Regions from separate parts of the Mus musculus genome. Here regions 1, 2, 3 and 4 are each linked to region 5. Evidence: chromatin loops called from intact Hi-C (ENCODE). Cell type or tissue: heart. All regions are shown on one strand.

Evidence for each region. Hi-C counts contacts between places; a loop is a spot of excess contacts. Peaks named below come from ENCODE experiments on the same cell type or tissue, not always from the same donor. Only the 100,000 strongest peaks of a DNase experiment are listed, where the experiment ranks them.
Region 1: a loop joins it to region 5, with 12 times the contacts of the local background. A loop is called at or near these places in 11 of 42 quality-filtered maps.
Region 2: a loop joins it to region 5, with 4 times the contacts of the local background. A loop is called at or near these places in 20 of 42 quality-filtered maps.
Region 3: a loop joins it to region 5, with 4 times the contacts of the local background. A loop is called at or near these places in 2 of 42 quality-filtered maps.
Region 4: a loop joins it to region 5, with 3.0 times the contacts of the local background. A loop is called at or near these places in 3 of 42 quality-filtered maps.

What each region holds. Positions count from the first base shown.
Region 1 is chr7:97,693,854-97,698,853 of GRCm38, forward strand. It overlaps Clns1a (chloride channel, nucleotide-sensitive, 1A), which reads left to right and starts at 2,804. Exons shown (of 7, transcript NM_023671.2): 1 at 2,804-3,016. The coding sequence starts at 2,877. Rsf1os2 (remodeling and spacing factor 1, opposite strand 2) reads right to left here and starts at 2,614. Exons shown (of 3, transcript NR_154552.1): 1 at 2,259-2,614. In heart, no CTCF peak of the experiment used is centred here; a DNase peak (open chromatin) is centred at 2,788; H3K4me3 peaks cover 2,119 bases; H3K27ac peaks cover 1,951 bases.
Region 2 is chr7:97,422,579-97,427,578 of GRCm38, forward strand. No RefSeq gene overlaps it. Among named protein-coding and RNA genes, the nearest start is that of Gm32945, 6.4 kb to the left of the region's middle. In heart, a CTCF peak has its summit at 2,448 (motif pointing right); a DNase peak (open chromatin) is centred at 2,453.
Region 3 is chr7:97,076,302-97,081,301 of GRCm38, forward strand. No RefSeq gene overlaps it. Among named protein-coding and RNA genes, the nearest start is that of Gab2, 2.9 kb to the right of the region's middle. In heart, a CTCF peak has its summit at 2,936 (motif pointing right); a DNase peak (open chromatin) is centred at 3,060; H3K4me3 peaks cover 328 bases; H3K27ac peaks cover 338 bases.
Region 4 is chr7:97,329,599-97,334,598 of GRCm38, forward strand. It overlaps Usp35 (ubiquitin specific peptidase 35), which reads right to left and starts at 2,511. Exons shown (of 11, transcript NM_001177412.2): 1 at 2,239-2,511. It overlaps Kctd21 (potassium channel tetramerisation domain containing 21), which reads left to right and starts at 2,725. Exons shown (of 2, transcript NM_001039039.3): 1 at 2,725-2,773. In heart, a CTCF peak has its summit at 2,564 (motif pointing right); DNase peaks (open chromatin) are centred at 1,463, 1,893, 2,633 and 4,043; H3K4me3 peaks cover 1,987 bases; H3K27ac peaks cover 1,264 bases.
Region 5 is chr7:97,478,284-97,483,283 of GRCm38, forward strand. Ints4 (integrator complex subunit 4) reads left to right here and starts at 2,673. Exons shown (of 23, transcript NM_027256.2): 1 at 2,673-2,867. The coding sequence starts at 2,814. In heart, a CTCF peak has its summit at 2,956; a DNase peak (open chromatin) is centred at 2,668; H3K4me3 peaks cover 1,839 bases; H3K27ac peaks cover 1,093 bases.

The sequences.
Region 1 (5,000 bases), 220 kb after region 5:
TTCTGACAATAAGTTCAAGGTTATTCAAAGTCTAAACGACAATCAGAGAAAGAGCACTAAGAGGATGTGGCCTAGTGTATACATCACTAGTGCATACAGTCATCTCTAGGGAAAGTTAGCTAGAACCTACAAGACAAGCTTGTGGTACAGACCACCTTCCCTGTCCAGTACCTCTTGCCCATTTCAGAGCCACCTGACTCAGTTTCCATCTTTCTAGCCTAACCCCTAGAAGATTCTAACCCCTGTCTGTGTCTGTGACCTGGTAGCTTTCCTATTGCTTTTGAGCCTTTCTCTTTTCAGTTCTCTTTGTCTCTCATCTCCATTCTTCTGAGTATTCTTCTTTATATAATGTTCTTCTCTGAAGCATGAAAGAGATGGGTATGTTCCTATTTAATCTGTCTTCTAATTATCTCTTGCTCGACTTTCGGTGTTTAAAATGAACAGGTCATGGAATTATTAAACTGTATTTAAAAGTTCTTACAAAAATGTCACTAGTTTCTAAGAGAAATTCCAAGAAGCCAGCAGGCTCTGTGGCAACAACTGAATTCCACGGTCAGAAACTGTTACAGAAAGCTGACACAACAGGAGAGAACACCCTCACACTTCGGTTCTCTGATTTTCTATTACAAGCCTGTTTTGTCTGTTCTTTAACATTTTATTTTCTAGTGGGATACCTGTCGTTGTACTATGACCTCTCCAAACAAATCATTTTATTCTACTATAGGGGCCAAAAATAAAGAACATAATAATGATCAAACCTCATTAGAACATGTCCCTATGTTCTAATAGTAGTAATTCTGGTCTAGTAAGAGTGGGTTTGTAAGCCTAACTCTTACTGTTACCCAAAGGCAGGAACCCTTATAACCTCTTATCTTTACGGGGCTCTGTCAGTTGTTTCCAGGTGATGGTTTGCATTAAAATGCTGGAGCCTGGCACCCAGTGCTTGGAGGGATCTTCTTCACAGCTAAGATTTCTTTCTTCACTTAGCACCTTGTATAAAATGTCTTGCCATTGGGCTATTACAATGTAAATGATTCTGAAGACTAAGACAAATTGATGAGAAACTACTATACTGGTTCTTGCCAGTTTTCTCTGACATACATGGGGGCTCCTTTTCTGAACCAAGCACTGTTTGTTTCACCAAATAAATGTCTTAGGGAATGTCTCAGATTAACCATTTCTCCAATCAGACTCATAGGCTACTCTTTTTAAGTACTGGGGATTCAACCCAAGCTAATCCAGCAAGAACTCTATCTGCTACCCTTGGAACCTACCTTGAAAACCTCTTTCTGAAATCTACCACTTAGAAAGCACACCTACTCAACGTTTTAAACTGGAAATTTAGAAACGATATTTAACCTCTCTTCTTTGTCTATTCTTGTCTTCATCGTCACAAATTCTTCCTCTCAATCTATATCCACATGACGAGGATTTTAACCTTCAGAGAGTTCTAGAATCTTTTCTCATCCCCTCCCTTACTCCACTCCCACCTTCTCATTCCTGTTCAGGGGACCTGCCTCCTAGTCTCACTAACAACAAACTAAATTTTAAAACGTAACACTTGGAACTGACTGGAGACATGGGTCAGCTTGTGAGACTGCCTAATGCCTTTGCAGATAGGGTCACTGCGCCCAGGCAGGGTGGCTCACACCTGACTGTATGTAGGTAGGTATATACATATATGTGAGGAAAAAAATCTTTAGATTCCTCTGTTGAAAAGAATCCAAAGGGAAAAAAGGAGGAAGAAGAGAAAGAAAGATAAAACTGCTATCACATCCTCCATGTATGTTATCCAACCTAAACAGCCTTAGCCCCATAGATATTACAATTCTACAGCCAAAAAAAGTGGAGTCTAGAGGTCAACTGACTGAATTCCATCCACCAACTCTAGCTTGTGAGTTTAATGCCTCAGGTCCCATCTGTTAAAGTGGGTAATAGAAAATGTGTTCATATTGTGTATCATAAAGAAAAAAATTAATTGAGCAAGTGTGGTGATGGGTGCTCATAGTAGTACCAGTAAACTGGAGTTCGGTGCAAATCGATTATGTATTGGAAGCCAGCCTGGGATACTTAAAGAAGCCCTGTCTCAAAAACCACGAAGGAATCCATGAAGAAATATAAGAGGTAAAGTCCGTATGCTGTGTGGTCTATAGGTCTCTGTTATGGGTTTCTATTCACCAAACCTGTAGGTTTTCACTGCTCTTATTCACTGGGACCTAGCGAACAGGGAAGGCAAGGGTTCCTAACCAGTGGCCTACCTTTCCCTCGGGCAGTCTTTTGACTGTCTTGCTGCGCACTGTCCATCATTAATGTAACCTTTTCGTGCTCGTGGCATGACTCGTGGGGATGGGGCGCTCGATCTCTCCGGCGACGTGGGGACTAAGAGGTCTGGTAAATGGCTGTGTGAACCCAAGGAGAACAGGCCTGACGAGGCGGAAGCAGGGTAGACTCGTGCACCCAGCCGGGAGACTTGGGATCTCCAGATGCGTGTGGATTTTATTTCTGTGAGTCCTCCTTCGGCGAGGGACTCCTGGGGCCTGGGTCCCTTCCCGCTTTTTGTTGGGAAAGGCTTGGTATTCCTTATACATCCTCTCTCGGGGTTTGCTCCTATGACCTTCAAAGAGAACCACATAGAAAACACTCGATTATTCTAAGCATCCTTAGAGGAGCGGGAAAGGGGAACCGATGCCACGTGACAAAAGCCAGCCGGCTCGCTGCGGACCTCTGAGTTGCCTAGAACATCCCGTCTCTATGGTCAACCGCATGCTAAGGCCCTCGCTGAGAAAGTTGTTCTTCCGGGCTACGACTACTGCTTCCGGGGCAGCTCCGTGCGAGCCGCGATTGCGGTACTCGCCTCTCTCGGTTCGCGTGGAGCGATGCTTTCCCCGGCAATGAGCTTCCTCAAAAGCTTCCCGCCGCCTGGGTCGGCCGACGGGCTCCGGCTGCAGCAGCCAGACACCGAGGCTGTGCTGAACGGGAAGGGGCTCGGCACCGGCACGCTTTACATCGCGGAGAGGTAAGGTTGGGGGGCGCCGACCAGCCGGCCGGCGCTATTGTGCGGGCAGGGTGGGATTGTCCCCTCCCGAGCTCGGCTGGTTCTGTCCCCTAGCCCGCGTTTCTCCCTAACGACCTGTGCGAACCGGCCTGTCTCCTGCAAGCCTGGCGCGTGGTCACGTTGAGTTTTGAGTCTGCAGAGCCTCGGTTAGTTTTTCCGTGGGCCTAGCTTTCGGAATGGTCGTGTCAACTAGACGATTTCCCTGCGTGGAATATGTAGCTCAGATTGTGACGGGTTACGACGTTTGGTTAATGAGCTGGGATGTTCTGCTTCAAGTGTGTGTGTTTGTGGGGGCTGGGGGGAAGGACCATCTTCAGGCCCACGCAGGGCGGAGTCACAACCAGCCGAACCCGACTCCTGGATGTGCAGGTCCTGGAAGGAATTCTTCTATTTCACTACCTGCAGGATTCAGTACTTTCACAATAACATAGACATGCCACTAAAATACACACTACATACACGCTCATACCCTCCTACCCCCACCCCATACCTTCCTGTTCACCCGCCCTCCCTCCCCATTTCTTTCCTTTCCCTTCCTCCCTCCTTTCCCCCCTCTTTCTTTCATTCTTTCTTTCTCTTCTCATTCTTTCCTGTCTTTCAGAGTCTCTGGTTTACCTTTTGCTATATTCTATTTGTTGGCCACAAAGGAAATCCTCTGCTTTTAAGAGCTCGAGTTATAACATTGCTCCTGCCTAGAAAATCCAGGCTATCTCGTTTATTTCACCATCAGTAGATTAGTAATCTTAATTACATTCAAAGTCCCTTCTTTCATGGCACTGGAAAACAAATCTCTTGGGGACCAAGATTATGCCTACTACAGAGCCCAGGGTATAAACGTGTAAAGAGCTATTTGTTCAGAGAACAGTGTGGATAGTGGGACTGGGTGTTTAGACACCGACTAGAAATACAAATGTGGGTGGGTGCGCAGTTTGGTTGGTATATGTGTTTGGAGTAGCCATGAGGGAGAAAGAAAAGGGATGGGAGGGAAGAAGTTGTGAGATTCATTCATTCATTCATTCATTCTGTAAGTTCTGTTACTCTAGAGAACCCTGACTAATACACATGGGCAAATAAAATGGATCTTGTCAAAGTTAGGAATATATCTGTGTTCCACCACTCCACATGCAGAAGAAATTGTGGAGATCACCAAAGATCTTACTGCTTATACCCAGCAGATGTTTTCCAGTTTACAGTCTATTTCTTCCATTCCTTCTCTCTCCTAAGTCTTCTTTCAAAAGACTTGAAGACTCTTGAAGCATGTGTCTCTCTAAGGTACTTTCCCTGGCCTCTCTTCTGGGCTATATAGCTGACTACAATGGGTATGTAAACACCTACTTATTGATTCCAAATCTGCCTTGTGTTGCAGGATGTTTGATCACACTGTAAACAATGAGATTGTATACTAGATAAAAACCTTTTTCTAGGTGTGGTGTGGCACAGCCTTTAGTCCACATCTTTATTGCCTCTGGCTGGAATACAGACAAGGCCTTAGTACACACCTTGAATCCCAAATAGTGAAGGTAAAGTTAGTTTGTGGAAGGAAGCACCATGTTTGAAAGTGATGTCTAGTTGAGTGGCAGAAAAAATGATCAAATCCGAGAAAGATTTGACCAAATAGGATACGCCCAACCTTCGGGAGAAAAGAGGAAAGGAAAGCTACTGGAGAGAGCAGTTCAGAGAGAGGAAGGAGGCGGTTTTACTGGGACAGTTGTACCGAGACAGGTTAGAGAAAAAGAAGGAGCCAGAAGATCAGGACAGATTGCTAGAGTTACCTTGATGTCAAGCAGAACAATTCAGTCAGAAGCTGAGAGAAACCCGATTGAGTCAGTCAGCTTGGAGAGGAGTTTGCACCAGAACAGCTGAGTTAAACCAGCCAGTTAGAGCTTTGAGAGAACAGGAAAGGGTGAGTTTATTCAGCAGTAAGTCTAAGTCTATAAATATTCTA
Region 2 (5,000 bases), 56 kb before region 5:
TGCTTTTGCTGGGCTCCCCCAAGTGAAGAACTGGCCAGAGAAAGTTCATTTGGGAAGTCCAGGACACAAAGACCTTACCTGCATCCTTTGCCTTGGTCAGTCCCTTCCTCAGTGAGTTGCCCTTATTTCAGAAAACTGTTGGTCTGCCGCCAAGGGCCAGCCCCCAAGCGAGGACCCTAGCCCGTGTCCAGGGGTGATTGGGAAGCTTTTGTTCGCTCTGGGCAAGTGTTAGGAGGAGTTGTTGGAGATGGAGGCGACCTTGATCAAGATCCATAAACTTGGCTGGGGTGGCACATACCCAGCAGGAAGGTAAGGGCAGGAGGATCTTGAGTTTAAAGCCAGTTTGGGCTACACAACCTATTCTGTCTCAAAAAAAAAAAAAAAAAACAAAAAAACAAAAAAAAAAAAACAAATCAAAGGATCCAGGAGCTCACAAATGAAGCTCAGCCAATAGACAACGTTCTTCCAAACGCTCTCAGGCTTCTGGCCCTTGAGCCACCCCTGGACCTTCTTCCTTTTGAGCTAGGATGTTACAGGGCCAGGCTCCTGTTCTGGCTTCCACATGACTCTGCCCTGCACTGACAGTCTTGCAGTGTGAGGACCCCATTCCTGCCTTCTGAAATATTTCCCATGCTTCTTCAGTCAGTTTTGTATCTCTGCTGTCCACAAATGACCATAAATCTGGCGTCTCAGAGGAACACAGACTTATTTGTTATATTACAGTCTTAGAGGTCCAAGTTCAAGAATGGATCTCACTGGCCTATCAGGGGGGGATGCAGGCCTTTCTGGCTGGAGGAGGGGATGCATTTACAGCTTCTAGAAGCTTCTGTGTTCCTTCATCAGAAGTGCCTTCTCTTCCTGTCACAGCCTTGCTCCCTCCTCCTTGTTGCCTTCTTTCTTTCCCCTGTTCTGACTTTCTTACCTGCTTCCACTGAGCACATCTGGATAGTCCCAGATGCTGTGTCAGTGTCTGCTGATTAGCCATTGTGTTTCCTTCTGCATCCTTAAGTCCCCTTTGGCATGTAGGCCGTCATAGTCCCAGGGGTTAGAGGACAGAATCTTTAAGGTCATTATTATGCCTGCTGTACTCTTGCCTCTTAGAATTCTGATTTCACAGCCTTTCATATTTACTTAATTGAAGCTTTGAGTTGAAGTCCAGCAAATAAGGGAGGGCAGAAGTTGGCTTTGGTGGAACAGGACGAGGAAGGCTGTGTGGGTCATTTTACATTAGCCCTAGGTCACCTCCAGAGAATGAGGAGATGTCACAAAGTCTGTCCAGAGAACCACCTGCTGAGTAAAGTCCAAAACCTTGTTCTGGCCTCACTGGCCGTCCTGACCTCATTTTCTGCTAGCAGTGAACTAACCTGACCTCACCCCGGTGTCAAGTCCTGGCCTAAGTGGAGGGACATGTGCCCACAAACGTGTATGTGCACGTGTGTGTGTGTGTGTGTGTATGTGTGTGTGTGTGTGTGTATGAGGTCTGCTTGTGTGCACATGAGATGTGTTTTTAGACTCATAGTCATCTGCTTGTTCACTGATGGCAGCTGGTAGGAGAAAAATCCTCCCATCTTTCCAAAACCACTCATGGTTGGGACCCCTGGAAGCCCAGAGGCAGAGGCCACCAGGGAAGGACAGACAGACAGCACACTAACAAATGTGCTGTTTCAGTAGAAATGGTTGAACACAAAGGCACAGGCAGATGGAGATAAAAAGTGCTTACCTTAGCTTTGCAGTTTGGAGAAGTTTCCGGAAGGATTAATCACTTGGTGGAATTAGCAATACAGAAGAAGTTGGGGATAATCTTTTTTTTTTTATTAAAGATTTTATATATGTGAATATACTGTCTTCAGACACACCAGGAGAGGGCATTAGATCTCATTACAGATGGGTTTTGAGCCACCATGTGGTTGCTGGGATTTGAACTCAAGACCTCTGGAAGAGCAGTCAGTGCTCTTAACCGCTGAGCCATCTCTCCAGGCCGGGAATAATCTTAAATTCAGAATGTTAAGGAAGAATCAGCTGCTTCCTTTCTTCCTCTCTCCTTTTCTCTTTTCCTTCCCTCCATATAATGTACGTATCCACACATACATAGGCACAGACACAATACTATACTACATATTCTCTCTCTCCCCCTCTCTCTTTATCTATCTATCTATCATCTATCTACACACACAGACACACACAGACACACACAGACACACACAGACACACACACACATATATATATACCATACCATGAGCTATATACATGGCATAGTATGGCATAGTACAAAAGATCTATTATAATTTTTCTGATTTCTTCTAGCTTTACATTATCTCCGAGTATATAAATATTCAGTAAATGAAAACTTACATATGGCCAGGCCTACTGTTTAAACTAATCTGGACCAAACGCCTGTGTCCCGGGAGGACACTGCAAGGAGAGAGCCGGCCGCTCTGATTTCTGCCAGCAGAGGGCGCTGCCGGACAGCTCTGTGGGGCTCCGCGGAGACTATGCCTCCAAGACACACCACCCGTAAGACAAGAGGCAGTAGGAAGGAAAACGGCTAAAATCCATCTCCTGACCTCAGAGGGAAAACTGAACTCCCTGAGAGAATTTTTCAAAGCTCTCCTGGCTTGCCCTATGTAACCAGGGAGTAGAAGCTGTCCCCTCACCTAACACCAGGAGAACCTTTAAGGAAACCACCTTCCCATATTCTGTGGGGTCTGGAATCTGGCTGACATCTGAAAAGCTGGCCTCATTCTGGGAACTGTGCCTCTCCAACTGGTGACCACCTTTTGGCATTTAAAGCTGAAATGCCACCCCTTCCAGGGATCCCCTCTCCTGACACCCCGAAGTTGTCCCTCCACTGTGGTTCTACACTAAGTATTTTGAGATGCTGTCCCAATATAAATTCGCAGTTGATTCTGAGATTGTTAAAGACAAGGATGGTGGGTTTTGGCATGTTTAATCTTTTTCATAGGAACACACGCACACGCGCACGCGCGCGCGCGCACACACACACACACACACACACACACCACTAAATGAATAAATTTTTAAAAAATCAGAATCATTTATAATCCAATTCTTCTTTTTAGTACTATAAAAGGACCAAGAGTTTCTCCCTTGCCTGCTCAGCCAATCCTACTTCCATTGACAATGCTAAGAAAGCGATCTGATTCCTCTTTGTGCACTCATGCACACACACACACACACACACACACACACACACACAAACACACACACAAACACACACACTCACTCACACACTTCCGTAATTTATTCCGTGTGTCTTCATCTCAGTTTCCATTTTCACTTAATCTTGAACATCTTTTGTATAAGTGTGCATGCTAAGTTGTAATTTGGTGACAGTATGCATGTGTGTATATAAACGTGTGTGTGTGTGTGTGTGTGTGTGTGTGTGTGTGTGTGTGTGTTGGCTGCATCTAAATATCATACATACAGTGATCCCTGAGGAGAAGTTGGGCCTAAGCTGGGCCTCGGGGCCCATGCCTACAACCACAGCACTGATGAGGCAGAGCAGGGGACAGGAACTTTCAGGGACCTTGGGCTACATGGAGAACTCCCTTCCTCAGTAAAGCAAACTAACTCTCTTCTGGGTGGATTAAGCAATAATCTCCCATCCTTCCCTCTCACAAGTCTTGGTTATCAATAATCTACTCCGTGTTTCTGTCGACACCTCAATTCCATTTAATGCATGAATATTATTCATAATAGGAGACATCATTGGTTTAGCCATTCTCTGATAATAGATATTATATTAAGGACACATGTACAAAGGTATGTGGGTGTACATGTGAACACACACATGCACACACACACACACACACACACACACACACACACACACACACACCCTTGGGTAAAACAAACAGTGCTATAACACTGTTGCCCACATGGGACTCCCGGGGATGGTTTGATAGAAGAAAGTCTTAGAAATGGGCAGCAGAGCCAAGTGAGCAACCCTATCCTTAACATGAAGATGCCTGACCCCATCTCAGATCCTCTGGTTTAACAGGGATGTCTGGGAGTGGAGGCGTTTATCCTACACCGTGGGAAGCATGGTTATGCTGGCCTGCCATACTGCTGGGCTCCCTGCTTGGAATCCTGAGCCTGCCCATATGGAGAAAGTCTGCTCCCCACGGCCATTGTGTATCTGATGAGTCATCCACCCAGTGTGACAGGGCGTGGGGTGGCAAAGCCTTGCAGGCAAGCTTCATGGAATGTGTGTTTCCAAATCCTAGGAGCCCAGGCTGCTTACATGGCTGACCATGGGCTAGCGCCCAGTTCTGTGATCTGTTAGCACTTCCTTGGAAGAGGCCAGCTCACCTTCCTCCAAATTCGGTCCTAGCACAGAGATGGGCCTGGTCTGGCTGATCTCTCTGAAGAAACAAAGATTCACAGAGAGGTGGTAGGTGGAGGACAAGGATCACCAGAAAGGAAAAGAGAGAGAAAGAAGGGTTGGCTCAAGGGAGAAAACGTTGAAAGGAGAAGGAAGCAGAGAAGCGAGAAAGAAAAGGCAGGTGTACAGAGAAAAGTGCCAGACAAAGACGTGAGTTAAAGCAGTAGAGGGGAAGCCAGCCCTGGTGACACACACACTTTTGCTGCAACGTTTGTGAGGCAGGGGCAGGTGGATCTCAGTGACTTCATGCCAGCCTGATCTACATATAGAGCTCCAGGCCAGCCAGTGAGACCGTGCTGTCCCCCTACGCAAAAACAAACAGACGAACAAACCACTGAAACAAAAATAGCGGAAGAAGGAAGAGAACACAGGAAAGAAAGAAAGGGACAGAAAGAAAGAGGAGACTGGAGGAGCGGAGAGCAGGGCTGGACTCCAGAAGAAAGCTCCTATATCCGATCCATCAAGACACAAAAGACAGCTTGGGGGAAGCCCTGGCTTGGCTGTAGGTCTGACTGTCAGGCAACCTGGCTTACTGTAGCATGTCCTGCCAAAGACAAGTTTATAGGAGCCAGCTTTCCTGAGTACTGAACTCAG
Region 3 (5,000 bases), 400 kb before region 5:
TTCTTCTCTAAAGTTGTGTCACCATGATGCAAACAGCTAATGCAGCTACTTTGTGAGGCCCTATCTAAAAAATTAAATAAAAAGCTGATTAGAAATCATGTGTTTACATAATGTGTCTGTGTTTTATGTCTTTATCTTTATGCTGTAAATAACAATGGTGTGTTTGTGAGCATCTCCAAGGACTCTGTATTCAAGGACATTAAATTAATTGATAACCTGAGATGGTCTGCGGGTGGAGGACGGATGAGTATTTACTGGCGAATACTCTAAAGCAACCTCCTCCCTCCCAGAGAGCCAGTTTTGAAAGCATTCAACATCCTCTCACAAGCTTTGGGCCAGTCATCTTGGGAACCTGGAAAGAAGTACTAAATGAGGTCGGGGGATCAACTGAGGACTTTTTAATTCCATACAAAACGAAACGTACAGAGCGACAAGCTGCAGACTTACATAGTATGGAATGCAACTTGTGCAGGGGAAGTGGTGTTTCCTTGGGGGTGGGGGGGCTTGCCATTGGCCAGGCAAGCCTAGCAGTTCATAGCTTAGGCCTCCAACCCATGGCAATCTTGCTGTTTATTTCTTGAGTGCTGGATTACAAGCATCATGAGCCATCACGCCCAAAAGAGCAATCTCTGCTCATGCTCAGTGAAGCCACTTTGAATCAGGGGATGTGATTTCTCCTCCTTTCCTAGTTCTGTGAGAGTAGAGAAGTTTAGTGCTAGAACTGAAGTACTGTTAGTAAAGCCAGGCATTAGAATAACCAGAAAGATTCAATGCTTACTCCCTAAGAGGAAGAAAACTGGATTTGGAAACCAAAGGTTAACAGAGTTGGCTCTCTGGAGCCTGAGGGTATAAGCCAAAAGGTCAGAGGAACTGTGGATTTTGAAACTCCTCAAGAGTTACAGCTGTTAATTAGGTCAGCTCTGTAGCCCTAAACTACACTCTTAAGCTATACAGTCATCTTCATGGGTCAGGGGCCCCTGCATCTGCTCAGCCTGTCCATCTAGGCAGTGGCTACAGTAGGACTTCTCTAGGATTCTGGGTGTTCCCAGTAGTCCACAGTCATCCTTGTCATCCCCTTTAAAGGAATGACCATGTATTGTGAATCTGGCCTCAAAAATTAAGATATACTCCTGCCCTCAAGGAACTCATAACTGGTTGTTTGCAGTAAAGAAAGTGTGGTAAGTGCTGGGGAAGTGGGTCTTGACGTGTCTTCAAGGTCTAATTTGAGCTGCCTCTCTGTGGAGCAGGTAAGGAGCTGGTCCTTGTTTGTAGAGCCCAGTAGTTTTAGGAGACTGTGGCAAGTGGGTTTGCAGCAGGATCTGTGTAACAGTGATGTTGCTTTGGCCACCATAGCAAAAGATAATCTAAAGAAACACTAATATGCCTCCCTCCTTTGAGCTATCAGATCATTAAAACAATGGAATGAAGACATGCAGGAAGAATGTGTTAGCCAAAGAAGGGACTTGCTTCCTAGCAAGAGAGTCTATACAGGGGGACAACTTCCAAGATAAACTGGAGCTAAGACAATGATTGGCCGGTGATTGATAGGACCACACCTGGTTAGTTAGAATTATAACTATAATTAGTAGAAGTAACTTAGTTACTTATGCCTTTTACCCTCTATTTAAACCTAAGCCTCAAGTCAGTGTTCTCCTTGGGGTTAGGACTTGGGGTTAGGAGTTAGGTCACTGTAGCTTTTTGTTTCTCAGTATGGCCACTCTGGATACATTTCCTTTCTCAGCTTTTCACCATTAATGGTCTCTTTATTGTCATATGAGGACAGATGACTGTAGCTTGCTAAGGTTGCCAGGGACTAGGTTTTCATCTAATGACTCCAGTAACACTGTCATCCTCAGCGCTGTTGAAGCCATGTCCTAGGAGGCTAATACCACAGAAGAAGTAACAATGGTCCTTTGTTTGTTTTGTTTTCCAGTTTTTGAGACAGGAGCTCACTATGTAGCTCTGGCTGTCTTAGAATTCATTGTGCAGACTAGGCTGGCTTTGAACTCACAGAGACACACCTGCTTCTGGTTCCCAGAGTGCTGGGATTAAAGTCATGCATCATGGTGCCTGGCTGGTGATGGCTATTGACAAAGGTAAGAGTGGAAAACTGGACTAGCTTAAGCTTTTCAAAGAAGTTTATTTAACAATTCATAGAGAAGAAACCAAATTAAGTCTTAATCACACCCCAAGCCCACCATCCTCAGCCTTGGGTAATCAGATGGTAAGTTGATGAGGGTAATAAAGTTGGTTCTAAACAACCAGGAGGCACCCAACAAACATCCCTGAGAGGTGTGTGTCCCGAAAGTCACCAGCTGAGATGGCTCATCTGCTCACACTGACTGCACAGGCAGCACTCTGCTCTGAAATGAACCTGTCTTCTCAATTGAAGGGAAGAAAAGGCAGAAACATCCAACCCCACTAGCAGGCCAACGACTGACGTCAAGCCTCGTGAGAATGGTTTTTAATCACTCCAGCCTGGTGTGCAGTTGAGGACAGCTCTTTCCAGCTCTCTCAACCCATTCCTGGGATCCTTCCACCAGCCATGCACCTGCTGCTGGCCACAAATCCTCAGCTTTGAGACAGGCACGAATGCAGGCTGCCTCCCATAACATTCAAAGCCACACTCACCCATTAGAGCCCAGGCTTTGTGGAGGAGATGGCAACAAGGCATAGGTGGTGTCTGCCCACCCCTACCCCCCACAACACACACACACAATGTGTGCTTGTTTTAAATCTCTGCATGACAACCTCCCCTAAAATGTTCATTTCCTGGGAACTTAATGGGAATATGGGATTAATGTCCCAAAGAACTCTTGGGGCTGGCTATTAATTCCTCTTAGGAAATACCAGTGGTCTTTAATCAAAATTGCCTAAATTACAATCTAGCGAAGCATGTCCTTGCAGGGCTTAGGGGTCGGTGTCATTTTAACTATTTCCAATAGATGGCGCCCATCTTCACGTTAATAAATCATTCACATAATTTGTTTTCCAGTTTTTTCTAGGGAGATGGGGGGCTGGGGACACAACAGCGAATGGAGAGGACATAGTGAAAGTCCAGACAGGAACATTCTGTCCAAGGGCTGTCTCCAGGCCTCACGCACTTCTGAGAGTCTGAAGACAGAGCCAGGGAGCCCAACAACAGTCATGCTCCCTGTGTGCAGCTAGCACCTCTGGGCACCCACTAATAAGGACAGACAATGAAAGTCAGGGCAGAAGAGCAGGGGCACTATGTGTAGCCCCTGCTGAGTTTTGGAGAAGGATTGGGACATTCTGAAGATTCCCCAAACCGGAGCTCTGTAACTGTTATATTTCAAGACCCTTTCTGTTTTTGATCACATAACACCAGACTGCCAATTTCATGAACTTAAAAATAACAACCCGTCTTTGCTAAACAAAACCAACCCAGACTAATAGTTGATGAGTCTCCCCGCCTGTGTCTTAAATCTCACAATTCTCGGATTAGTATTCCCGCTCTCCTAGGAGAGGGTAGGGCATATGTCTGCTTGACTTCCATCACAACCCTAGGTGCAGCCAGTCTTTGCAGATTTCTCAGGCTGCAATCCTGGAGATTTGGCACCAGGACTCAAATGTGAATGGAATCAGGGTTGCTTTGTTGTGACTGGGAGTCACTGCCTCCTGGTTGACTTGGCAGACTAAGTATTTTGATATTTATGTCTCACAAAGTGTTTAAGGTCCTGGGAGCCAGAGGTTTTAAAATGGCCATAATTCTAGTGGTGGCTTAAGAATCCCTAAATTAAAAAGTCAAGGGTGATTATGGTCCCAGATACAGCCTAAGCATTCTAGCTTCATGTTCTGTGGAGCTACTCTGGATACTTGAAGGTCAGTGGAATGGGTCAAAGGTCCCTTCATCTCTCAGAGTGACTAGAATTGCTAAGCACAGGTAGGAATCAGCTTTTATAATTGAAATGGTTAAAGATTCCCCAATCCAAACAAAATCTGTTAGACTAAAAGATGTCCAACTATCTAAAATAACTAGCTTTGGTGCACCCAGAGAGAAGACTAAAATAATCCAGAAAACAAAGGTTATGCTGAGGCATTGCAAGATGCTGCCTCTCCGGTTCATGCATCAACCACACAACTCCCTGTTGATAAAGTGGGTTACTAAGCAACTTCATGAGAAACTAGAAGGGAACCTACCTTTTAAATGCTGTTTGGAAAGGTACTTTGTGAGTTAAAAAAAGAACTCTTACCAAAGGTTTTGGTTTTGCTTTTCTTTTTCCTCCACTTTCCCCCTGGAGCACTGGTGTTGGGTGTTTGCTTCCTGGTCCTTTATCTCAACCCTCTCAGCACAAGCCAGTGAGAAAAAGATCTCTATATTCACATTTATATAGGAGAGATCTCTTATAAAGTCAATGAGTGGAAACTCTGGACATTTTTATCACAATTTCTTGTTCTTTTATACCTCCTTGTTTTCCAATTCATTGTGTTCTGCAAAACTTACAGTTTCCTTTTACTGGATTCAGTTTTCCCAGAGGCACTATGGGAGAGCGCCAGCTGGACTTTGTTTCTCAGCAATAAGATCTAGTCCCGTCCAGTCCCCCCACACCCCCCCCCCAAGCACCCTTTGATCTACAGACATTACTGCAGTAATGTCACTCTGGGAAAAAAAAAAAAAAACAGGAGAGAAGATTCCCCTCCCCTCCTCCCAAAACACCTGGATTAGAAAGGCCTGCATTGTGTCAGCTGTGTGGCTTCAGGCTATCTGTAAAATGGGTATAATTATGACCTATCCAATTTGTAAGGCAGTGAAGATAATCGCTGTGGAAGGTGAATGCAGTAAGCTCCCAGCACACAGTATGTCTGTTTGCTGCTTCTCTGGCCTAGAGATGTGAGAGTTAACTTACAGTGAAGCAGGACTCATTTCAGCCAGAATCGGACTTACTGAAACCTGAAACTGTGGGAATGGACAGGAAACCGGAGCAGTCCTTGGATCTCTGTCCTACTCTTCCACGACGCTGGGGAAGAGGGGTTGAGCA
Region 4 (5,000 bases), 150 kb before region 5:
CACCCCCACTCCCCCAACCCGCCCCCATCAGCTTCTCTTCACTCCTTGCCTGGACTAGGACAGTAGTCTCCTGAACCTCACTCACTCTCTCATTCGATCCATCCTCCTGTCACAAGGCCTGGAGGACAGCAGTCCAGATTTTTAATTGCGCTGGACACCACCTCCATGGTAGCCTTGGTGACAGAGAAAGAGACCCCTTCAACTCTCAGCCTCTGAAACCCAAATGGAAGGTGACTGGCCACTTACCTCTTGGCCTTTCCCCAGCATGGCTGATGCCCTTGCCCAAACCCTGAGTCTGTGCCCTCAGCCTGCCAGCCTGCCAGCCTGCCAGCCTGGTGTCCAGGCACACTCTGTGTGGATGCTCCAGGAACCCGGGAGAGGGAACACCCCACCCAGAAGGCCCTGAGCCTTCATCTGTCCCTCATGGATAACCCTTGGCATTTCAGCTGTGTGTTGACAGTCCCCTGCTTGTGCTTCGGAGAACCTGGCTCTTCCCTATCACCATGGGGGTTAGGGGGGTCCTGAGCTCAACCTCCATCACCTCCTCAGCCTCTCTCCCTCAGCAATGCCATCAGATTAACCTCATTTCTGAAAAGTTCCCTCTTGCCTGGCTACTCAGACCCTCAAGGCCACTAGGCCCCTCAGTCAAAGCCCATACTCGAAAGCCTGCCACTTGGGCTGTCTATGTGACACCACACTGATATTAGGCATAGATGGAAATTGGAGAAAGGCTGTTTTGTTTTGTTTTGTTTTGTTTCTGTCCTCTCTATGGGAAAGGGCTTGCCTCTTCTTTCCTGGCTAATTCTGACTCATCCTGCAATGCCCAGTTCACAAGCCATTCCCTGTCCCTCCACAGAGCGAGTCTCTAAGCTCCGGTTCCCAGGCCGCCTTGGCTCCTTCATCCTCTGCAGTCTAACTTGCTCCAGCACGCTCTCTCTCCTACCTGGCTAGGGTCTGACTCTGGAGGAAGTAGATCCAATCCTGTTCTGTACACAGCGCCCAGGATGATAGTGTGCCCAGGGGCAGAGGTGGCCATGTATCTAGGTGTGCCTAGATATTGATGAGAGACATTTGGTAACAAAACGAGATAAAAATCAAAGATGTGACCAGAAAAGTAGTATCCAGAGACAGAGTTACCTTGAGGCCAGTCCCTGTCCCTCCTCAGCCTGGGCCTGGACTCTAATATCCATGACCCTTGAACATCTGCGAGATACCTCACAGAGGCCAAAGAAGACTCAGCCATTCCAGAAATGGCCCATACAAACAAGGCAGAAAAAACAATAAGAAACCCCAGCTCCTGGTTAGCCCCTGGATCTGCTGTTCCCAGATCTCCTCAAAGGGGAGGAGGGAGGGTCTGCAGGTCCCTGCCCTGCGTTGGGGAGGAGGGGGTTCATCTGCTGTCCTCTCAGCCCCTCACATTCATGCCCCCACACCCTGACTCCTATGGACGCCAGGGTTCACTCGGGTCTCTTGGCAGCAGAATGTGTTTTAACTCAGTGTCTTACCAAGGCAACCCTAGCATGGCACCCTTCCCCCTAGGAGGCCTCGACCAGCCCCAGGCTGGGTCCTGGAAAGACAGGAGTGAGGGCTTTGCTAGTGACAGGCAAGAACAACCCTGTTACTGAAGAGGAATTAGAGAGATGGAAGAGAAGATGAAGAGAAGTCCCCTCTGGGACTGTCCACACTCGCCCCTGATTACAGAGCCACCACTCACTAACCTCTGCTAACCCAGCCCCCACTCCCAGCCCAGACTTTCTCTGAGGGAGGACAGGCGCTTAAGCTTCAGTTCTGCAATCTGCAAGCGATGTCAAGGCCCCCGGACTCCAGGACAAAGATGATCAGACTGCCTCTGGATCCTCAGTGTCTACTCCAGTTGGGCCCCCTCTCTTCCTTCCTTACGCCTGTTTAGCCCAGACTGGGGGTTCTCCGCAAAAAGATTGCCAGGCGTCATGGTTCTAGTTGTGGCTGCTCTCAGGACTGAGAGGTACAGAAGCTGGAACTACTCAGTTGATGAAGGAGATGGTTAAGGCTCAGAGAGGGGCAGTTAGAAGGCCAAGGTCACACAGCAAAGGCCCAGAAGCACCTAGATCCCCCACCTTCCAATCTCGTGCTCTCAGAGTCCTAAAGATAAGTAAGGAGCACTCGAAATGTCAAGAGTGCAGACACTGCCCCCGCCCCCCGACATGAGCACTCAAACACCCAAAGCCCCCTTAACTCCTAGACTTCAGAGGGCCTTACCTTAGAACCCACTCCTGGGCGGGGCGCATGGGCCGGACTAGACTAGGCTGGGCCAGTCGAGGTCAGGGCGGGTCCTCCGCTCCCCTACCGAGGGGTCCCAGACCGCAGGGATGCTGCTGCTACTTTGTGATGTCCAACTCCACCCACCCCGCTCCGCACAACCCTAGATGGACCTGGGCAGTGCAACTGCGCGGTCTCAGAGCTGCGGGACGGAACTGGGAGAGGGGTGAGGTGCGGGGAAACGGGGCGGAGCCACAGCGGGGGTTACCCTGCGAGCTCCCAGTCGGGCCGCGTCCCCTTTAAGGCCAGCTGGTCCCAGTGCCGGCGGGGCGGGCCAGTAGGGGGCTGGCTCTCCGCGTAGCCTCCTGGGAGGTGGAGTCCGGGCCCGGCACGCGGCACAGGAAGGAACGCAGAGGGGACTACAAGTCCCGGCGGCCAGCGCGCGGCCCGGGACGACCCGCCCCTGCCCCAGCCCGGCCCACCCCCTAGCGAAGCTGCGCTGGCTGGAGGGGAGGCTGCCGAGCGAGGGCAGGAGGTGGGTGCGGTGCGCAGGGGTTTCGGGGAGGGCTCTGGACCCAGCGGACGCATACATGTCTTTCCGGGCACCTGTCCTGCCGTGAAAGGTCATCTGTCGCAGCCTCGCTGTTCTCATCTGTGAAATGGGGTAGCCCCGCCCGTGGCCGCGGGGGAGGGGCGCGTTTCGGGGTGAGGGGGTAGACCGAACCACCTGAGGGGCGGGGCTGGAGAAAGGGATGCGCTGTGGGAGGAGCCTTTGGTGGGTTAGGAAGAGGAGCCGAGTCTCTAGGTGAGAAGGGGACCTCTTGTTTGATCAGAAGGGACCGGTTCCAGAGCTGAGGAGTGGGTGCTGGGTTAGGTGGGCGAGCGCGAGGCGGACCACAGGGATGACAGGGACCCCTCCCAGCTCTAGTGAACCCAGGGCGTGTGGATGTACACAGCACCATTCTTTCCATGTGACTAGAAATAAAGAGCCCATCCCTGGAGCTCAGTGCGTCACACACATACTCATTCTACTCACATCCCGCCAAGGCCTCACCGTGATAACTGTTTCCAGTTGAGCAACACACCTGATAAGTGACTTGCCCCCAAAAGCCTTCAAAGACCCTGCCTTTCTCTGCCCACAGGGGAAACAGAGGTTTGGTCTGGGGTGACAGGAAAGAAGCAAGCATTGTGATGCCCCACCCATCCAAAGTTGTGCTCCAGGACCTGTGCCCTAGCACTTTCAATGCCCAGCTACAAGGCAACCCAATGCCCCACCCATCCAAAGTTGTGCTCCAGGACCTGTGCCCTAGCACTTTCAATGCCCAGCTACAAGGCAATCCAATGCCCCACCCATCCAAAGTTGTGCTCCAGGACCTGTGCCCTAGCACTTTCAATGCCCAGCTACAAGGCAACCCTTCTATGGTGTCTTCAGGCTGGAGCTATTTGAAAGCCCTTTGTTTACAGTTATCACTGTTGGGAGGAGTGGGAAGGCCACAGGAAGAGAAAGCTGAAAGGAGGTGTGGGTGCCTGAGGAAAACCACAAGATGAGCCAGGGTGGCTAGGGAAAGTTCTGCCTGCGGTTGAGGGATGGTGTTGGGACCATCTTCAACAAAGCATTTCTGTGCAAGCAAGGAAATGCCTCAGGTTGGGTGGTCTCTTCTTCCAGCCCACCCCCACCCCGCCCTGATGGGCACAAATCCCAGTGCCCCTTGTGTGAACTGAGGGGAGCAGCCTGTAGGCCTCTCAGAGATAGGACAGGGCAAGGTGGCCGTCAGCTGTTGGGTGTGAAAGGATGAAGGGGAAGTCTGCAGAGCTCTGGGCCAAAGCCCTATCCTGGAGATCACCCTGGGTAAGGCTGGGAAGCTGCTAGGTGATCGGCAGTCGTCACTCACTTGAACCCGGTGCTCTGTCCCTTCCCCTGCACAGTGGAAGCCACCATGGCCTTGGCAGCATGACAGCCAATTAGACATTGTCCTACACATTTGATTCCAAAGTGAAAATTCAAGGGAGTATTTTCAAAATGAAAAGTTTTAAAGTGTTTATCTCCAAAACAGGGACATAAATAGTCCTGTTGGTGCACAAGTCCGGGAAGGTGAAGATAGGTCTAACTAAACAAAGTTAAAAAAAAAAAAAAAAAATGTCTTCCCTACTCCCTGCCCAGCCCCAGTTTCTGGGGATAGCAAGGGATTTCTTCAGCAGGGAAGCCAGGCTCCTACTTAGGTTAACTGTGCTAAGTACTGAGCATAAAGTACTGTGCTAAGTACTGAGCATAAAGTGCTTTGAGTCAAAAAGGATGGTGTGGGTGCTACAGGTGAGGCTTGGCAGCCTGATGAGATTTTTCCTTCAAAATCCTGGCCAAGGGGAGGCTAGAAGTCAAGTTGCAGAGGAAGGGAAGGGCCTGTCATGCTGGTCTATAAAGCCTACGAGAGTGTCTATTTCATGAGGCAGTGGTGGCTCTCACCTTTAATCGCAGCTCTTGGGCAACAGAGGCAGGCGGATTTCTGAGTTTAAAGCCAGCCTGGCCTACAGAGTGAGTTCCAAGACAGCCAGGGCTACACAGACAAACCCAGTCTTGAAATACAGAAAGAGAGGAGAGAGGGAGGGAGGGGGGAGTAGAAATTAGCATGTTGAGTAACTATCACAGTTTGAACTGTCATGGTTTTCCTGGCCGCCACCATCTTCCCTCGGAGAGCCTACCACAAACACTGACTCTGGGCAAAGACCATATGCTGTCCTCTACCCCAGAAGTCCCATTGGTTCTC
Region 5 (5,000 bases):
GATTTGCATATATAAAGTTCACTGTGCAGACAAGGAACCCAATCCTTGGATAGAATAGTCCAATTTTTTGATAAGTATGCAATGGCAACAAAAGAAGGTTCCCAGATGGTAATCCAGGACCCCAAGGCTTAGCCCTCTTTTTTATACATGGAGAGAGAAGGGATGAGTTAATTCTGGAAGATGGAGGAGAACCTGTTGAAGCATGAGAGCTCTCTGAGGGGAAGGTGGGGAACAGAGAATAGGGGTCAGATACTACGGGGTGAAGGGGAACCACTGCTGAGTTGAGAAGTCAGAGATCCTGAACCAAGTGGGAGGGTCCATTGGGTTTTTTATTAACCATTGAGCATGAGATTATTAAAGTCAGAATAAGTTGGGCACAGATGATTCTTTTTTAAGACATCAGAGATAAGAGGCTTAAGTCCCCTTAGGCTGTGGGGAGAGTGGGTACTGAGCCTGAGTGATATAATTGGTGTGGTTCGGTGAGGCTGGTAAAGCTGCCTCCTTACACTTACAACAGGGGAACAAAAAAGGTGTAGGTCCCTAAAATACCATCAGGATTAAATAGATGGTTCCAGTGTCCAGAAGGACGGATATGACTTATATTATTATGGCTAGCACAGGCTTGCCTTACACTTGCTATAAAGCTTAGGCTAGACCATAGGAGAGCTTTCTATTTCAGTCTCTCTGGGATTGGGAGTACAGGTACAAACCCACCAGCCAGTGGTTTTACAGTGTCTACCAACTTGGATTAGATAGAACATTCAAATATTGGAATGATAAAAACAGCTAATATTTACTCAATGTACCGTTTGCTAATTATTTTCTTTGACACGTTGTGTGCTCTGTTTCCTTCTCTTTCTCAGGAAAATGTACTTTTTAAAAGTTAGATGAAAAATCCTCCTGCGGAAAGTTGGTCCTTTTGAACCACATTCCTTTATCCAGCACTTTGGTTGCTCTGTAACAAGCCATTTAGGTATCTGTCTTTGCAAGCCCCTTGAGGTGCATGAAGAGTCAGGCCTGCCCCCACCCCCAGGGACCTTCAACCACCAGGCTCCACCCACAGAACACCCAACAGCCAGCCCCAACTCTAGAGTTAAAATAATTTTTTTTAAATAAAAAAAGCTCGAGTTTTGAAGTCCCCCCAATCCTCACCCTGGAAAGCTCCCCACACACCACCCCAGGAATCCTATATAAACCCTGTTTCTCCTCAGTCCTCTGCTGTTTTTTTTTTTTCAAGCATTGGCAGTCAGCCTTCTGGGATTTTCCCTGCCAACAAATCTCGTGTGAGGTTTGTTGTGCAATGTGACTTTGTGGTATTCCTTGACTCCTAACTGCCAGGACACCTTTCCATCTGAGCTGTAACACAGTCTTCCTACGTATAGTATAGGATAAAGATAATCTATGTGTTTTTGGGTCCTCTGTACCTACCAACTTCCTGTTCCCTCCTCTAAATGTCCCATGTTTTGGTTAAAAAAGTAAAGAACAGGTGAGTTGTAAAACTCAAGAGCACCACATATCTCAGATGCAGGGTGTTCTTGTTTCTGTATTGTTTCATTACACTGTAAGCATGTTTTTGTTAGGTAGGGATTATCAGTATGCTTGTCGTGGAGGTCACTTGTTCAAGTACCAGAGTCTTAAAGGAGTGTTGTGTTAGAATCTGACTCCCCTATTTCTGCCTTCACTATTCACTTTAATATGGGTTAAATAATAACAGCAATTCCATTCTTATTCCTTCCTTCATTATTGATCTTAACAAGGGTTAAATAATAACAGGAACTCTATTCTACTCATTGTTCATGTTCTAGACTTATTTCCAGGGTCTTGATATTTGTACTTGCATTTTTTAGGCAAAATGAGATTTATCTTTCTATTATGTAGACTGTTTTCCAAAGAAAGACTACAAAGACCTTCTGAGAAGCAGACTTAACTTGAAAAACAAGGTTTTCTGAAACCTACCAACTACAATGAAGTTAAAAACCTGTAATTGAGTTTATGCTAAATGCTAATCATAATAAAGTTCCCTTTTTATTAAGCTTTGCTTGCTTGCCAAAGTCATAAAGAACCTTTGTAAGACTTTGAGGACACCTCATCCTTCTACTGTGGGTGTGTGTGTGTGGGTGTGTCTGTAATGGTAACATTTTTGCCTTTCTATATCTCAGTGTTGGCTCCTGGTTTTTGACACCACAACACGTGGCTTCATCCTCAGTCTCAAGATTCTTTTTCACTGTTTCCCAGCTGTCAGAGGAAGCATTAGTCTCTTCACCAGAGATTCGTGGAACACACTGACAGTCCTGATAGAGACTTGGCTCCGGGTGGACCACCAGCATTCTTAAATCTTCAGACTTGCAGAGTAGTACCATTCAGAAAAATGATCTTAAACCTTTCATTGATTCAACAGGAAGATTCTTGGCTTTCTTTTCTTTATCTTTCCGTTTTTCTTCTTCTTCTTTCTTATTGATGGATAACTTCTAAATTACTGTAACAAAGTAAAACGAACTTCGGGGAGGAGCTGGAACTATGGCAACACTCACCCTAAGATTCTAGCAGGGCACCTCCAGGATACAGCTCCGGGTTTTGCCTCCAGCTCCCACCAGCCCCGCCTTTTACTCCACCCATCTTCCAGGATGCACTCTAATTTCCGTCTCCCAGCAGTAGCGGCAGCCAATCGACTCACTGGGCAGTGGAGCTTCAGGAAGAGGCCTCTCTATCCAGCAACCCCACTGCTTTGTGGGATTGCAGCGAAATCGGTGCTGTAGAAAGGTTTCTCTCCACGTTCTCAGCAAGTACAGAAGCCGAGAAGGTCCGGTGCAGCCATGGCGGCGCACCTGAAAAAGCGGGTGTATGAGGAGTTCACTAAAGTGGTTCAGGTAAGCGCTGGCAGAAAAAGCCATGGACCAGTCTGCGCGGGAGGGTTGTCCGCACCCAGGCTGTTCTCCAGATCAGCGCCTAAGCTTGTGTGTAGCCGGCTTAGGTTTAGGTTCCTAGGCTGCGCGTCAGGCAGGGGGCGTGTTAGGTCGAGGCCGCTGTTCTCATGTGTACTCTGACTTTGGGGTTTGTTGTTGTTGTTGTATTTAAAGTTCTGGGACTAGAATTCGGGGTCTTAAGCATGCTAACTTATCACTCTATCCCAAAGTCACACTCCCAGCTCACTTGATAAAGACAAAACAAAATCATTGGGACAACGTGCTGTATAGTTTTAAAAACTGTCAGGTATCTTATTTTAATGTCTCACAGCTCGGTTGTGCCAGATCGGTTATATTTGCATTCTCCTGTCCTCAGTTGGTGGCAGAACTCCTCTTAACTCGTGTACCTCTAACTTTCAGAGACAAGTTGAGCTGTATGCAAAACCCCAAGCTGACTAAAGGTCTGTAGAATTCAAGGCTCAGACCAAGCAGGCAAGAGTCACAGGACGGCAAACCTATCATCCTCTCTCTTTTAAACATAGGTGGACCAAGAGAGCCCCTGTCAGAACTGTCAGTGTGCTCCACAGTGTCTCTGTAGAAGCGATGTATTCTGCTTCTTAAATTTCCATATGTACACAGATACATACAAAATATACGCGTCTTGAGGAATACTTAAATTTTTTATCTTTTTTGTAGTAGGGGAGATTGAGTGTAGGGCCTTATGCATGCTGAGGCATGTGGTCTACCACCGAGCTGTTACAGATCTCGCTCTTTTAGGGAGTTTGTTATGATGCAGATTATGTTCAATAGGTTGGTGGTGTGAGGCAAGATCTGCATTTTGACCAGGCCCGGGGGTTTATGCCAGTGGATCCCCAGCAGTCTTAGATATTTAGGCAGAGTGGTCTCATTAAGGAAAAAAAAAAATTTTTTTTTTCTTTGAGACAGGGTCTCACTATGTAGAGCAGGCTGATCATGAACAGGAAGGAATCAGCCTGCCTTTTCTTCCCAAGTGCAGGGATTAAAGGCTTGCATCACCATGCCTGATGGAAAATGACTCTTAAACCTTCCATTCATTCATTAATTCAACAGGAAAAAATTAAAGTATTTTCAAATACTTGAGTGATTTCTGTGTACCATGTGTGGTAGGAAGTCGTTGTCTATCAGAACCCCTGCTTTTGGGGAGTACATAGTCTAACTGGAGAGCCAGGGCAGTGTCTCTGTTATCGTCACAGAGAGAACTACACTGGCGAGTCGGTATTCTTCCATTCTCCTTAGCATTTTCTCCTTTTCCTAAAGCCCAGCTCTAACTTTCAGTGATCTCATACTGCCGTCTTCTCATGTTTGTTTATCGGCTATTGGTAAATTGGCTTTCTCTTTATTCGTCTTTCTTACAAAAGCTTACATTTTTTGTTCTTTATATTATATGCATGAGTGTTCTGTCTGCATGAATGTCAGTGTATCACGTGTGCAGTGCCAGAAGAGGGCATCAGATCCCCTAGAACGGAAATTACAGCCAGTTGTGAGTTACCAGGTGGGTGCTAGGAGTTGAACCTGGGGCCTGTGCAAGAGCAAGAATTCACTCTTAGCCCCTGAGTCATCTCTGCAGGTCCAGCTCTTTTTTTTTTTTTCTTTTTTAAAACCAAAACAAAAACCAAGGTCTCAGCTGGGGTGGCCCACCTCAGAGGGGTGGGGATGGGGGATTGGCACATGCCTTTAATCCCATCATTAGGGGGCAGAGGAAGGTGGATTTCTGTGAGTTTGAGGCACGCTCCAGAGCAGCAAGGACTACACAGAGAAACCTTGTCTTGGGGAAAAACAAAACAAAACAAAACAAATAAGACAAGGTCTCATACAGTCCAGGTGCAGTGTCGCTAAGGTTGAATTTTAAACCTCCTGCCTCCACTTCCTGGTTTATGCTGGGGATTGAACCTAGGGACTTGAGCATGTTAGGCAAGTACTCTACAAACCGAGCTACGTTCCCAGCGGCCCTCGTGTATAACTGAGCATTGGCTTTAATTAATATCTTACGGTTCCTTTTTTAATGTAGTAAGTTCTGGACTTTTTGAATGAGTCAAGGGTCAGGAAGCTTTCCTTACT